Regions from separate parts of the Mus musculus genome. Here region 2 is linked to region 1. Evidence: chromatin loops called from intact Hi-C (ENCODE). Cell type or tissue: left cerebral cortex. All regions are shown on one strand. Each heading gives the region's core, and the rest is flanking DNA. Links, peaks and the distances in the headings are about the cores only.

The links. A loop is a pair of places that touch in the nucleus more often than their neighbours do. Peaks named below come from ENCODE experiments on the same cell type or tissue, not always from the same donor. Only the 100,000 strongest peaks of a DNase experiment are listed, where the experiment ranks them.
Region 2: a loop joins it to region 1, with 10 times the contacts of the local background. A loop is called at or near these places in 2 of 42 quality-filtered maps.

The regions. Positions count from the first base shown.
Region 1 is chr2:114,652,409-114,660,011 of GRCm38, reverse strand. It overlaps Dph6 (diphthamine biosynthesis 6), which reads left to right and starts at 5,048. Exons shown (of 9, transcript NM_025675.5): 1 at 5,048-5,181. The coding sequence starts at 5,159. In left cerebral cortex, for the core only: CTCF peaks have their summits at 4,637 and 4,837; DNase peaks (open chromatin) are centred at 5,007 and 5,323; H3K4me3 peaks cover 1,535 bases; H3K27ac peaks cover 1,479 bases.
Region 2 is chr2:114,791,789-114,799,391 of GRCm38, reverse strand. No RefSeq gene overlaps it. Among named protein-coding and RNA genes, the nearest start is that of Gm13974, 58 kb to the left of the region's middle. In left cerebral cortex, for the core only: no CTCF peak of the experiment used is centred there; DNase peaks (open chromatin) are centred at 1,933, 2,197, 2,515, 3,161 and 1 more place; H3K27ac peaks cover 823 bases.

The DNA of each region.
Region 1 (7,603 bases), core at 2,366-6,365:
CCTGTCTAATATTTTAGGGAAGACACACTTAGCTCTTTTCCAGGCTGCTATGTAGTAACTACCTGTAGTGTTTCTTGATGTGATTATCTAAGTCTTTATCAATCAGTACATCAGTGAGATATACTGCCAAGGAAGCAGAATTCAGTGACAGCTTGCAAGCTTTTATTACCGGCAACAGTGTTTGGCTGTGGAGAGTTTCCTTAAGTAAACTGGCAAAGGACTGAGGTTTTTTGAGACAAGTTTTCTGTTCACCTGCTTTGTTGGCCCTATGAGCTAAGCAGTATTCATTTGTATGTAACAGTTTTAAACTATAGAACATGAGCACACAATGTGCTTGAAAGGTGGATCTTGGGGAAAACAATTCATTGAATTACAAAATAAAAATCACTATAGTGAAAAGAAACCTTTTAACTTGTTGACATTTACTGGGTTGAAGTTATCTCTATGGCATCTGTGTAGAAAACTATGTATATAGGGTTTTTACTAAATCAAGTGTTCTTAAAATCTGAGCAAATTATGTCTCCACAAATGGATAGTAGTTAAAAATAAGTTTTCCCTATTAACTTATGAGAGTTTTAAGAAACACTTTGCCAGGATCCACTATTAGTATGTTAGTTTGATCAACATTAGTACATGTGTTTGGAAGTAAACTAAAGCATTTCCTTGAAAATGTTGTTTTTGAGTTAGACATTCACAAATTTAGGCTGGCCCTCCTTCAAATACTATTCTTGGTTTGAATAAACTCTTCTCTGTATGTTTCTCGCTAGAGCAGAGCACAATTGTGAGAGTCTAAATTTCCTGCTCATTCTCATGTGGTTTGGAGTCATTCTGATTCTTTGTGGCAGGCAGGGAGGAGATGAACTCAGAGCTATTTCCAACAACATCAGTTATTAAAACCACTGGTGAAAGTCACCAGATGACAATCCTTAAATGATTCATCAGGGTTCATTCAGGCCCTACTTTCAAGCTTCTCCGAACCTTTGCCCAGGCACAATAAATACCCTAAACCTTGGTGTTGCCCTGTCTGCACCACTCTACATGGTATCATTGGCAGAATTCCATCGTAGGCATGGAATCCCCTTGAGCTGAGTATTCACAAAAAAATCCCTCATTTCACAGAAAAGGAAGTACAGAATTGGGTCAGGTGCAAAGTATCTAAGTGGTACAATATTGTGTTTATTTAAATGAAGCTAGCCAAAGTCATATGTAAATCAGTAGCTCAGATGAGAATCTGGAAGGGTGCGTGGGGTGGTCATGCCTCAGGATATAGGCATAAGTGATAAATCAGATCTCTATGTATGACATACTTTAGGAGAAAAACATGGATCTGAGAACAAAAGGCTGAAAGGCACATTAGCCAAGGACCTACTAAGGAAACCTATTCTATACCTTTCAAAAGTTTTATCAAGATATTTCTAGGTCTTAGTCTGCAAAGAGGGCAGAGCAAGGATTCACTGACTTTCAGAATTCAGAGTCACTTTAAGTACTCTGCATGCAAGGACCTTCAAGCTGGAGTTACGAGGAGGAGTAAGGATTCTCAATTCACTAGGGATAAAGTCACGCACACGTAGAACCCAGATGATCCACTTGGTGCCCTTTTCCAATTGTACCTGTGAAATGACACATACAGCACACCAAGATTTAAAATAATCTACTGGGCAGTGGCTAAAACCCATTAGGAATGGCAGGTAAACCATAGAATGATACGATTAAGTAATTGCTGATGTTATGGGGAATGTGGTGTAGATAGAAACAGATATACCATGTAGACAGGTGAGGACTGGAATGAAGTACAATAACAAATGCTGCCACTTCTCCAGGTAACCTCCATTTCACAGGTCAGTCTTAGATAGATAGAAGGAATTACAGACATCATGGAGCAGCTAGATCTCCACCATTCTTGGCAACTGTCTTAGACTCTGATTGCGGTGCTTTTAGATCCACTACCAATGCCCCACCAGAGCAGACTTTTCTTGCACTGTCCTCAGACAGAGTGAGTACAAATGAGATATTAGAACTAGGCCACTGGAAGCTCACTTTGCAGTTCTTTTAACGGATTACTTTGGCTTAGGGTAAAGGTTTGTAAAAAAGGAGACAATACATTTGGCACTGTTATATGAGGTCATTTAGGAAATTCTGTTAGTTGAAAGGACTTCAATTGAAAGTTTTGAGAATTTTTTTCCTAGGGGTAAAATGCACAATACAAAGGATAACATAAAGGTGGCAGGGGGAGCAGGAAACCTCTGAAAACTGGCTGACCTTGGTAACGGGCCTGAGCATGTTATCCCCTCACTTATAGATAAGCCCCAGTATATACACATTATAATAAGTATCTTTGATGAGATTATCTTAGCATGAGGCTAAACACAGAGAAACAAAATGTAATTCTTAATATGCAGCTGTAGGGAGAGCAAGTTCTTTTCTCACCCTCTCTTGAAATGTGGCAAGGAAAAACAATTTTAAATGGTAGAAAATTTTTAAAAAAATGAGTCTTTGAGGCACTTGATGCTTATTTTATCAAAATAGTCCACATGTTAATTACTGATAATCTACACAGCTTTCTAAAATTGATGATAAACAGCTAGACTAACTTTCCTGTCATTGCTATTACTTCGAGTGGCATTTCCTGATTCTAGATAACTGGGCATCACCCTGACTGTCCAATTTGTCTTCCTCTCTGACCAACATAACCTCTCCACCAGTAAGGCTAACCTCTCATATCTTTGTTTGAAGATGTATCTGTTTCTCCTGTCCTTATCTTTCAAGTCCTATACTACTCTAACTACCCATCAGTTCAATGGACTCAACTCCCAATGATCTTGTCATATGTATTACATAAATTGTTACTTTCAAAATTTCATAGGCTGAAAAGCATATGATTCATAATGTATAATTTGAATGCTTTATCTCTAACCAGACACCAACATCTCAAATACTTAATTGATTTGGTAAATAATTATAATCACAGATTATTTTTTGCACACACGATTATAATACTGATACTCATAGCAAATTATCAATGCCATGATGACGCATACCAACTATTTGGAGCCATTGAAAGCACTTGTAGTATGGCAAGACGGATTGCTAATGTGTATCCCACACAATGTGAGGTGTCTCACACATCCTACCTTTAGTTCATGATATTGTTCTCATTTCTCATGGCTTTCTTTAGTAACCCATATCTGTCTATTCAACTATATTGACTGTTTTAAAAATACTAATTCTTTTCATGTTTTGCCAAATCCATCATCTTGTTTTTAGATCACATCACATCATCTCTCCTGGAACATTAAAATAGATTTCTTCCCTAATAGATGTTTTCAACATTGCAGTGTTATAAGAACCTGTTGTCCTTATAAAACCTTCAACCATACCTGTGCTATAAAGTCTGAGATGGCCTACACCACCTTGGATGATCTTCTCTCTCCACCACCCAGACTTCATCTTCCATCATGCATTCTGGTTACTCTTCTCCAGTTACCTGTTCTTTTGTCATCAAACCTTCAGTTCAAAACCTGTGCCCAATTCATGTCCTGCCAGCAGTCTTTAATTAAAATACAATTTTAAAAGCCAGGTGAAGGGCTGGAGAGATGGCTTAGCGGTAAAGAGCACTGACTGCTCTTCCAGAGGTCCTGAGTTCAATTCCCAGCAACCACATGGTGGCTCACAACCATCTGTAGTGGGCATCCAATGCTGTCTAAGGCTGTGTCTAAAGGCAGTGACAGTGTATCCCACATGTATGAAATAAATATGGCCAGAACCAGCAGGCTGGAAAAAAAAAAGCCAGGTGAAAGTAGAAATCAGAAAGGGAGATTTATTCAACATGGATACATTGGGAAGACGGATTTTGGGAGTTTGGGCATTCACTGGAGATATATATATGTATATATATACATATATATATATATATATATATATATATACACACACACACACATATACACACACACACACACACATATATATATATATATATATATATATATATATATGTATTACATGTATATAATGTGTATATACATAGGCAGTGGTGGCGCACACCTTTAATCCCAGCACTCAGGAGGCAGAGGCAAGTGGATTTCTGAGTTCTAGGCCAGCCTGGTCTACAGAGTGAGTTCCAGGACAGCCAGGGCTACACATAGAAAACCTGTCTCAAAAAAAAAAAAAAAAAAAAATATATATATATATATATATATATATATATATATATACATTCTTTACATATGAATAATATTCAAAGATGTATATGTTTAAGTTAGTTTAACTCACCAATAATGCCACGTGTACCCTCTATTTCTGCATTTTTTTTCTGTCTCTCTCTTTCTCTCTCTTTTGGTACAGTATTTTTCACTTTAACATACAATTCTCTTTTTAAATTCTCTTCTTCCTACACCTCTACACAAACTCCTTGTTCATGGATGTAGGTAGGCATGGTGGTCTATATCGTACACCAGTTGATCCCAGGAGCTCCAAAGAGTGCTTAGTACATTCAAATAACTAAGTACTGGCAAACGTATTTTAAATTAGATTTTCGTTTTGCTTTCTGGAGTGCAAGTTTTTCAGTTTCTGTATTGGGAAAATGCAAAAACACAGTATAGGAGGCGGAGGTCATGTAGCCTCACTGGTTCAATGGGCAGAGATGCAAACCTCGAAGTTAAAAGTGATCAGGGGTTAGTGGGTTTTTTTTTTTGGAGGGGGGGTAGGAAGGGCGAAAAGATTTCTTTCTTGTAGTTGACGAAGAGAGGAGAGAGACTAAATCCCCTTTCCAAGGTAGTGTTTCAAATCTTAGAACTTGTGACTTTGAATTTACTACCCAGACAATCCCAGCACCCTCAAGCGGTTTACCAAGGACCATGCCCTTCCCTTGGCAGCTTCACTGCCCTTACTTAGGTGGTTAGGCTGTGCCTAAACTTTTTTCTTTTTGTAAATTCTGAGCCATATATCCATGTATCAGGGAACAGATGCTGAGACTACCTAGCCTCTACACCCGGGTGTTCAGCAAGGTGCTGAAGGGGCAGTAGGCATGGTCGAGGGCAGGCAGCGCAGCAGACACCAGGTCGAGGACCGCGCGTGTAGGTCCAGTCGCCGCGGGATCCCGGGCCTGGCGTCTGTGGTTACCGCACGCACGCACGTACGCACGCACACTGCGCCCAGAATGAGGGTCGCGGCCCTGATCAGGTAATGAGGACTGGGGCCATCGCTTTACTCTTGGGCAAGGCTATATCCTGACGCGGCCACTGTAGAAACATCCGGAGCCACTTCTTGGGGCGCCGCGTGGGCCGGCCGGCGCCACGGCCACCGGAAGAGGCGGGGCGATCTGCTCGGGCTCCCTGGCCCCACGCGCCTCCTCTCTGGCAGCTTGGCAAAGCTAAACAGCACTAATTCCTGGGTCCTCCTCCTCCTCCGTGGGCGCATGGTCACCACGCCTGTTGGACTTTTATTTGCTCTGAACTTTGAGAGCCGCTGTTAACTTCACTTACTTGTTAGCAGTTTTTGTCCTCTATAATTCTCCTCAGTCTTGATCCTTTCCAGGAAGGAGGATTGCAACCTCACTCTCTTCTCACATCTCTGGCTTGCCGGGAGAGCTGTAGGATCCCCTAGATGGTTTGAGATTGCTTTGCTCCTATGTTGTCAGACACCTCCGTTGGAACTCAAGCTACTGACAGATGTATTTCCTCCTGGTTGAGTTGAAAATAAGCTAGGTTTTTCTAGATGCTCTGGAGTGCGTTGGATACAAATTTGCCTTACTGACCCTGGGCAACCCAAGTCATATTCCAAAAGTAGTTTGAAATCTAGTAACTTACTTAAAAGCCCAGATACTATAGCTGATAAGCAGAGCTATCCTTGATCTGTTTCAGTGCCTGGCAGTGATAAGGGGCATAGCAATATTAGTTTAAGACCCTTAAGTGTATTGTTTCTTGAGATTTAGACCTCAAAAAAGTGTGAATTCCACTTTATTGCTACAGTCTCTTTTTGTTAGCCTAGTGAAGCACACGTACACATTTGTTGTTAATGCCCTAGGTAACTGATGCTAGTTGACAGTGGGTGACAGTCTAGGTAAGCCAGTTTCTCTAGTGGCAGGAAAATGCCAGATCTGTTGATTCTGTGCCATTTTAAGGAAATGAAAACCCACCATAATTTAATAAATTTTACACATAAAGGGAATAAAACTTTAACCATCACGATTATTTGGTGAAGAGAGATAAAAATTAAATGTGAGCCAGGAAGGCAGCCATGGAACTTAGTTTACCGAAGCTCAGCAGGGTAGTAAAACATGTGAAACTGGAGAGAAGAAAGTCTCAGTGGAGTGTGTTCCTCAAAACACTCAGTGGATAGGAATTTAGAGGTGCTGTTTGAGAAATTATACAATTAAAAGCTGTATATTAGGAAATAAGAATGCACAAAATAAATATACATGTACTGTGTATGATTGTGTATAACATGGCCATATATTTAAGCTTCAGTTTGATAAATCTGTGTGCATTGTGTACCCACATGCATGTATTTGAATTTGTGTGTACAACAGTTGATAGGGTATGAATGTATTTCCAGGACAAAATGAAACACATTCTTTTATATCACTAAGTCAAAGACTAAAAAAAACTCAAAAAAAAAAAAAAAAAAAAAGATGTCCTGTTGAATGGAAGCTTGTAGATTATCTAGGCAGGCTATTTTAAATTTATTCTGAAGCATAGAAACCCAAATATATTGTGATTGCATTGTCTGCCTTTGGAATCTTCTGCCCGATCTGGGCTGCATTGTCTAGTCTCAAGAAGAAGCACCTAATCTTATTGCAACTTGATATGCCAAGGCTGGTTGGTCCTTAGGAGGCCTCCCCTTTTCTGCAAAGAAGGGGTGGTATGGTGGATGGAGCTACATGAGAGGGAGGTACTCATAGGAGAGGAGCGAGGAGAGGTGGCATCAGGATGCAAAGGAAATGAATAACATCATCATAATAATTAACAGTAAAAAATTCTTTGTTCCTGAATGCTTTTTGTTCTTTGAGTACTCTGTGTTCTGTAGAACACAGCTTGAGAAATACTTTGAAAGGATATTTAAAGAGTTGACATATTTTAAACCATAAAGTTAGGAGGTGATTATGGATGTTCACCCTTGAATCTCTAACGTATTTCTAGAGCATTTGTTTATTTGTTTTGGGGGGAACATAGTAATAGGATCCAATAGAGAAAGTTATGAAGACCTACTTTGGCGCATATCTGAAAAGATGAGGCCTGGGATTTATTTATTTATTTATTTATTTATTTACCTGACTGTCTTAGTCAGGGTTTCTATTCCTGCACAAACGTCATGACCAAGAAACAAGTTGGGGAGGAAAGGGTTTATTCAGCTTACATTTCCATACTGCTGTTCATCACCAAGGAAGTCAGGACTGGAACTCAAGCAGGCCAGAAAGCAGGAGCTGATGCAGAGGCCATTGACGGATGTTCTTTACTGGCTTGCTTCCCCTGGCTTGCTCAGCCTGCTCTCTTATAGAACCCAAGACTATCAGCCCAGAGATGGTCCCACACACAAGGGGCCTTTCCCCCTTTAATCACTAATTGAGAAAATGCCTTACAGCTGGATCTCATGGAGGCATTTC
Region 2 (7,603 bases), core at 1,363-5,362, 140 kb before region 1:
TAAACTCCTCAAGTTTGACTTTTGACTTCTCTAGAAGTAGCTGTGAAAAAAAACAAACCAAGTACTTGCCTCAAACTTTAGAGTCACAAATAGATGTGAGTTTCTCTTTGAGGAACCACAAATATTTTTTTATTAGATATTTTCTTTATTTACATTTCAAATGTTATCCCCTTTCCTAGTTTCCTCTCTGAAGATCCCCTATCCCCCTGCCCTTGCTCCCCAGCCCACCCACTCCTGCTTCCTGGCCCTGGCATTCCCCTATACTGGGGCATAGAAACTTCACAGGACCAAGGGCCTCTCCTCCCATCGATGACCCACTAGGCCATTCTCTGCTACATATGCAGCTAGAGCCATGAGTCTTTTCTTTGATTGGTGGTATAGTCCCAGGAAGCTATATTTAGTTAGGGAGTACTATTTAGTTCATAGAGGGCTGCAAACCCCTTCAGCTCCTTGGGTACTTCCTCTAACACCTTCATTGGGGACCCTGTGCTCTGTCTAATGAATGACTGTGAGCATCCACTGAGGAACCACAAATTTATATCTATATATCAGATGAAGCTTGGCCAGAAATAGGTTAAAAAAAATTCTGGTCTAACAAGTGAAGGATGACTCTCTGGAGCCATGATGAAGAGCATAAGTGCCAACCTCTGCTAAAATGAGTGTTCTTTGATAATGCTGCACAGATAGGCAGATGGCCATTTGAATTTATTGTCTATATTTCACTTAAGTCAAAATCTTTAGAGATGAATTTGGCATCGGAAATATCATTCATATTGGTGAGGCCGTTGGAAATGTGAACTCCCTGAGTGTTAATGTATAATTGATTCTAATCTATTGATTATCCAAAGTATATTATTGTAGTTCCTCTCTCTATGAGCGATAATAAAAGGAGCATGCAGTCCAATTTCTTCTGTAGCTAAATTGGATTATCTTTTAATATACAGTATGGAGTATTAAAAATGATGTAACCAGGAATTCATGTGTAATTTTTATTCTTCATCAAGCCTTGGCATACTTAAATCTAGGTTAATATACCATCACATGATCATAAGGGATGAATCAAGTTATATCTAGTAACCGCAAAAAATAACAGATGAAGAGACCGAATATAAATGTAGTCACCATGAACAACCAGGATTCTCTATAAAAACAAACATGCAAACAAAATAAACCAGGAGTTTGGAGTGTTTGTTTTTCCTTTTCATAAACTCATGTCAAAGAGTGCATCAGATCTCAGCTAATGTTATGAACAAAATGGCTCATTCTACCAGTGAGAGAAAAAACACTTAGGCTTATATGTGTTAATGCGAATTGCAGGTGTCCTGGTAGTTTTGTAACCTCTAGAAAGAACATGGCATGCAAGTCCATTCTGGATTAGACAGGTCACACGGTGAACACTACACTGAGTTCTAGGTCTGCCTTTGGGCACAATTCTGGACCAGAACTATCTGTGTTTGGCAGAAGTGCATGTCTAATGATGTTTTTCAATTGAATCCAAACAGAAGGAAATGGCTGGAGTTCTCAAAGTCCTCCATATTCTAAACGATGCAAGAAAGAGGCCCTCTTCCCTGTCTAGTCTGTGAAGGGCACTTTCTAGGCCTGCATTTTTTTTCTATTGCCTGCCCCAGCCTGCCTATCTATACCAAATTCTTTTCTGTTTGGTCTTCAGGGTGGGGATTCTGTTGAGGTCAGTATTTCAAAGCTTGATACAGGATGTCTCTTCAGCTTTCTGATTCCTGGCTCAGGGAAACTACTGATAAGCTAAGCCTTTGCTCTTGATTTCCCACAGAGATGAAGGGAAAAAAAAAGTCTAGCTGAAGTGACTCAGGAGAAATGGGTAGACTGTGTTTTCCCAGCTGAACGAGCTCCTCCAGCTCTCCCCACAGGCTTCACCCACAATGCACTCCCACACACCATCTCTGTCTCTCCCCCTACACACACTCTTTGGCTTAGGCTGCTCTTTTTTGGTCTCTAGCCCTAGTTATGACAGTTGATTGACATAGCTGGCACTTCCCCTAGTGTCTGGTTAGGCAGAATTCCCCATGGAAGGCTAGCATACAAAACAAAGAACAGATAGCAGTGCAGAGAGGAAGGCTGGATAAAGCAGAACCAGGAGAGGAGCAATATTGTTTGCTGAAAATATTTTTAAATTTTCCAAAAAGAGGGAGCAAACCTTTAAAAGATTGTTTGAATCATCTGCGGTGCCCCCCCTCCCCATTCTCTTTCTCGCCACCCCTTTATCCTCCCACAGACACACCGCTCTCTGGCTTCCATCTCTCCATCTGTTTTCTTCCTGGTATTTTTTTCCCCCTTCAGTCATACACTTGTTCTAACAGTAAGTTCTCCCTACTCCTAACCTTTGTTAGGGCTGAGTATTCTATTAGCTTAACTTGCTTTCTACTCAGACAGTAGAATTGTGGTGCAATCAAGTAAAATCATGAGGCATTAATGTAGCTCTCTTTTCATTGAAAATGCTTCCTTCCGGTGTTACCAAGAAAACCCACATGTTATGCTGCTCCCATTACCAGTAGTATGTGGGCAAAGACACTGTAAAACTCCGTCATGTGATAGCTGTCCATATTCTCGCACTACTTAAACATCTGTTGAGTGAGTCATTTCCCTCTGACATTCATCTACATGTTCTATCCTCAAAACACAAAATTATTGATCATTGAAGTGATTATAATAAATTAAAATGTCATCTTCATTGGGACCAGTATGCCTGTTAAAATTATCATGGCAAAGAAACACACATCAAATGATAGGAACTTAGGGCTTTTATGTTATTTTCTGATCCTATAACAAAGGACATTAACTATACTGCTTAGGGTAAAGGTCTTTGTCTTTCTGATGGGCAAAATTTGGCTTCTATTCCTCCATCTTTTTTCTTCCTGGTAATTCACAGTACTTCTAAATCTCCCTTTTCTTACAACTATAATTCAGTGCTTTTTATGCTGCTCATTTCCATGGGCTTGGTTTTTGGAAAACACAACTCCTTTGATAGCTTTTTAAATTTCACAGATTGGTCTCATACTATTTTAATAGTGTTATGTTCTGAGTCTGAATCACATTCTTTCTACTCCTGACCTTTATTAGGTAAGTGCTGGTTAGGGAAACTATGAAAGTTAAGGTCTGAGCTTGCATGGTGGAAATAGGTCCTTTGAGGGAAGACTTTGAAGGTTACACTGGGCCTGGGTTCTGCGTCCCTGCTAACTGGCCACTGAAATATAAATAGTCCCCATGGCATAGTTCTGCCACCATGAGCTGAGCTAGCTATCCTGCCATGCCTTCTGCCTGCATCACACACACACACATAGATATATAGATATATTCTTGACTTAACACTTGATTTATGGTCGGTTCATTCTGTGTGTTGTATTCACTAAAGAGACATGAAACAATAGGTCCACACAACAAGGTAGTCCTGGATTTTCTGACAGCTCCACTTATAATCACCTCAGATTAGGATCACTCTAATGCCCCTTACCCAGGTGACTGAATAGACTTACTTAGATATCTGAACAGCAGAATGTCATATAGACTTGAATAATGTTGAGGACACGGGACCCTCAAACTTTTCAGTCCTTAAAGTGAATAAGTCTTTCAAATGCATCTTTGACATTGTCCCCTTGTCTTCTGGGATCTCATCATCTAATTTTGTCTTAAAGCTTATCTATAGCCCTGACTCCCCTCTCCCCTCTTCCCTCCTTCTGTCTCTCTCTCTCTCTCTCTCTCTCTCTCTCTCTCTCTCTCTCTCTCTGTCTGTCTCTCTCTCTCTGTCTCATGTGTGTGTGTTCTTTTTCTACCTTTTCAACATAATTGGAAAATTCTGGAGTCTTCCGTTTACTACGGGAAGCAAACTGACAAAATCAATAAATTACATGCAGTAAAACCTTGTTTCAGTTGTGAAAATTACCAACATTTAAGTAGCAATTGAAGCTCCAGCAATAGATGGTGCAACTCAAGCAGAAAATGTAGAATTAGAAGAAATAGGAACAGAAACAATTTGGAGATTTTTGGTACAGAACTAATAGAGAAGCCATGAAATGGGTTAAGTATGAGAAACCAGAGAGTAAGGAAGAGGAGAAGAGCTCAGGGTTACAAATGGAATTGAAGAGGAGTTTGGCACCTGAGAGGGATGCTACATGATTGCTTCAAAGCACTTATGGGAGGAGAAGGAGGGCAATAAAAGGCAAGAGGATGATGCTTTCCAACAGCTACTTGGTTACAGAACAAAGAGAGAAGACGTGCTTTTAGCTATGTTGAAAAAGCAAGCAGAAGCAAAGATTCTGAAATAGCCATTCCGCATCACTAGAATTCTTCTGTGGAACACTTCTAAGATTTCCAGCATGCTTTGCTAGAAGCTCCTCTATGCCCTGGTTACACAGATATAAAAACCCCATCCTGCCTTTCCCATAGGATACTAAAAATTTAGTGAAGAGGCTAGGAAAATAGACCTATTTAATTATTAGTTATATTAGCCATGTTGAGTTGGCTGTGTCAGCACTGAACACTCAATTATAATCTAGTTGATAAAATTTAATCCTGTAAGTGATTTTACTCAAATGTCTGTTCTCTTTTCTATGTGATTAAATTCAGTTTTAAAGACTGTAATCAGGAGGCTAGGGAGATGATACACTGGGTAAAACGTTTGTTGCACAAGTACTGGGGATGTGATTTCAGACCCCCAGCACTCACACAGAAGCATACATTTAGAACACATACATTTATAACTATAGTGTAGAAGGAGTGGGGGAAGTTAGAGGTGGATCCAGGGAGCTTGCTTGCCAGGAGGTCTATCCAAAGTGTTGAGCACAGGTAAGAGACTCTGTCACAAAAAACAAGCTAGAGATGGGTAGAAGACACCCAATCTCTCTCTCTCTCTCTCTCTCTCTCTCTCTCTCTCTCTCTCTCTCTCTCTCTCTCTCTCTCTCCTTACATGTGTAAAAGTCAGTGAGCACATCCTTCCAACAGACACAGTAAGTATAAACAGCTTGTCTAAGGCACAACCCATTCATAGATGGCTCGCCATTAAGATGCAAGAGAGTCTAGACATCCAAGCATCTTTTTACTTGAACAACAAAGCACTATACTAAAAATACACTTACCATTATTTTAAAATAGCACTTAGGTTAAAAAATAAATCTATGTGATCAATTCCAGCAAGAGGAACAGGCGTGAAGCTGAAACCATTCTGCTACCAAAGTTTAGAAACAATGGGAACACATCCCTAAGATTTACCATGTATCTAAATTTGAAAAGTAACAAGCTTATGTCCCAGGTGACAGAAACGAGGAAACTGAAGTGCTCTAATTGTAAGCAGAGGCGCTGACTCTGCAGCAGCCTTGGGGTAGGGTCCTCAAACCTGGCAGCAGCCAGGGGCTTAGGGTTACAAAGCATGCTTAAAAACAGGTGACAAGACTATGGGTCTATGTGATGCTAGGACTTAGAACATAAACTCAGCAGCTTCAAAGCCACGGGCTCAGAGAAAAGGAGAAGGGAGATGAAAGTCCACCACTCTGGGGATATGATGAGGAGGCATGCCTCAGATTGCCAGGGAGAAGAAAGTGATTAATCAAAACTGCAAGCCAGCAACATGCACAAAACCAGCATCAGTCTGAAGCCACACTACCTTCACAGCTCAGGAGTTCCTCCAAATGAGAAATGAATTTTTAAGTTCTGCTTGAGCCAAAAGGTCTAAGAACAAGAAAAATCACTATAGACTGATATTTTGTTAAGTCCAGTAGTATTGAACATGTACCCAAACAAACACCCACCACCATCCACTACCACCACGCAAAATGAAATCACAGTTAAATCTTGTGAAACACAAGAGCAAGTGACAAAACTTGCTAGGATATGATTGTTCCCCTGTTGTGCCTTAGGCTTTAGACTTTGCCCTTTCATGTTTGCTGTCTCCTCTCAAAGGCAGGTATCTGTACCTTTGCCTGAGGGCTTCCTCTAAAGCAGCAGCAGAAGTTTCGCCTATAGCAGACTTCACAGTTACAAGGAACTCTCTCCACCAGAGCAGCCCTCATCCAGCAATCACTACATCCACGGCCCTCACTCCTGCTCACGGGAGGGACCAGTGGTGATGGGACTGAAGCTTGCCTCTTACATTGGTTGCCATCCTTTGCCTGCCAACAAAACAGGGGTATGATTCTTGTTAAAGTTGATCTGACACTGGAGTTGAGAATCAATCCTGCAGTAGTGGAATCTCATTGTGGGACAAATCTAAAGCGTTAGAGAAAGAAAAGAAACTCTAGTAAGCACGTAAACAGCAGAAGCACACTCATAAAAGAAATGAAGAAAAGTTGCAAAAGAAAACCTGCAGTCCTTGATCCCCCTCAAGAAATGGTGTGAATAAGAGATGTGAATACCCGAGAGTCAAGGAATAAAAGAACGACTCTTGGGAAATTATCAAGAATAATAATAGGACTAAAAAGAGGAGGGGGGATACAATAAAACATCTTACTGAAGACTGTACATGTATACGATGGAAAAAGTTAATATTATAAATTCATTTTTAATAAAAGTCATGAAAAATGTGAAGAGAAGGATAAAAGTTAGGGGAGGAAGCCAAGAAGGTAAATGCAAGTCGGAAGATGATTTTAAGGTGTAGCAGTGGTTAATTAGAGCCCAGTGGTGGGTTCCATGCTACCCACCCCAGCATTCTAGGTTCCCAAATGAAAGCCACACAAAGCCTTTACTTTTTGATTTGCCTTAATCATGTCAATGGCTGGTCCACTTCCTCACCTCCATCTGACTAATCCACCTCTCTCCAATAAACCCGAGTTGTTACTTACTAAATCCTATGTTCCATCTTGGCTTCCCTGGACCCAGGTGTGCAGCCCTGTTGAGCTGTTCTCCCTGGCTCATGCATGGTGGCTATGCTCTCTATCCCTCACCTTCTCGGGTGTGACATCTCTGCTCCTCCACGTCTCCTGGCACAGGCATGGCAGATTTCCTTCCCTTCTCCTTCCTCCTTGTCCCTAGTCCGGGAATCCTTAAAAAACCCACCTCTGTCTGCCCTGCCCAGCCATTGGCTGTCAGTATCTTTATTTACCAATCAGAACCAACTTGGGGCAGGTTCCCAGAAGCTATATTGTATGCAGACCTCCTGCAAACAGTTTTAGGGACACAAATTAACATAAGAGTACAAGCAGCCACAGAAAGGGGATGAAATAATGAACATATTCAAAATACATTCATATAGCTATACATTCCTTATAAAGTTGTAAAAAGATAAAATTCTGAAAGTCAACTAAGTAATGTGGGGTCATTCAGCTCACACACTGCAGACAGCTCTTCACATGAACTAAAGAGAGAAATGGTGTATTTGAGATATGAGCAGAGAATACTTGCCAGCTGTGAACCCTATGCCCACCTATTCTATGCGCATGAGTGAAGTCAAAACATAACACACATTAAAAATGAAGAACAAATACCATAAAAGCTGCTACATTCACATACCCACCCATCTGTAACCACAATGGAATCCCATACACCAGAGACACTTGCAGGCAAGACTCTGAAAAATCTAATTATTACATTTGAAACATGCTAAAAATCATAGTACACGTGAGTGACTGCAATGCCAGCA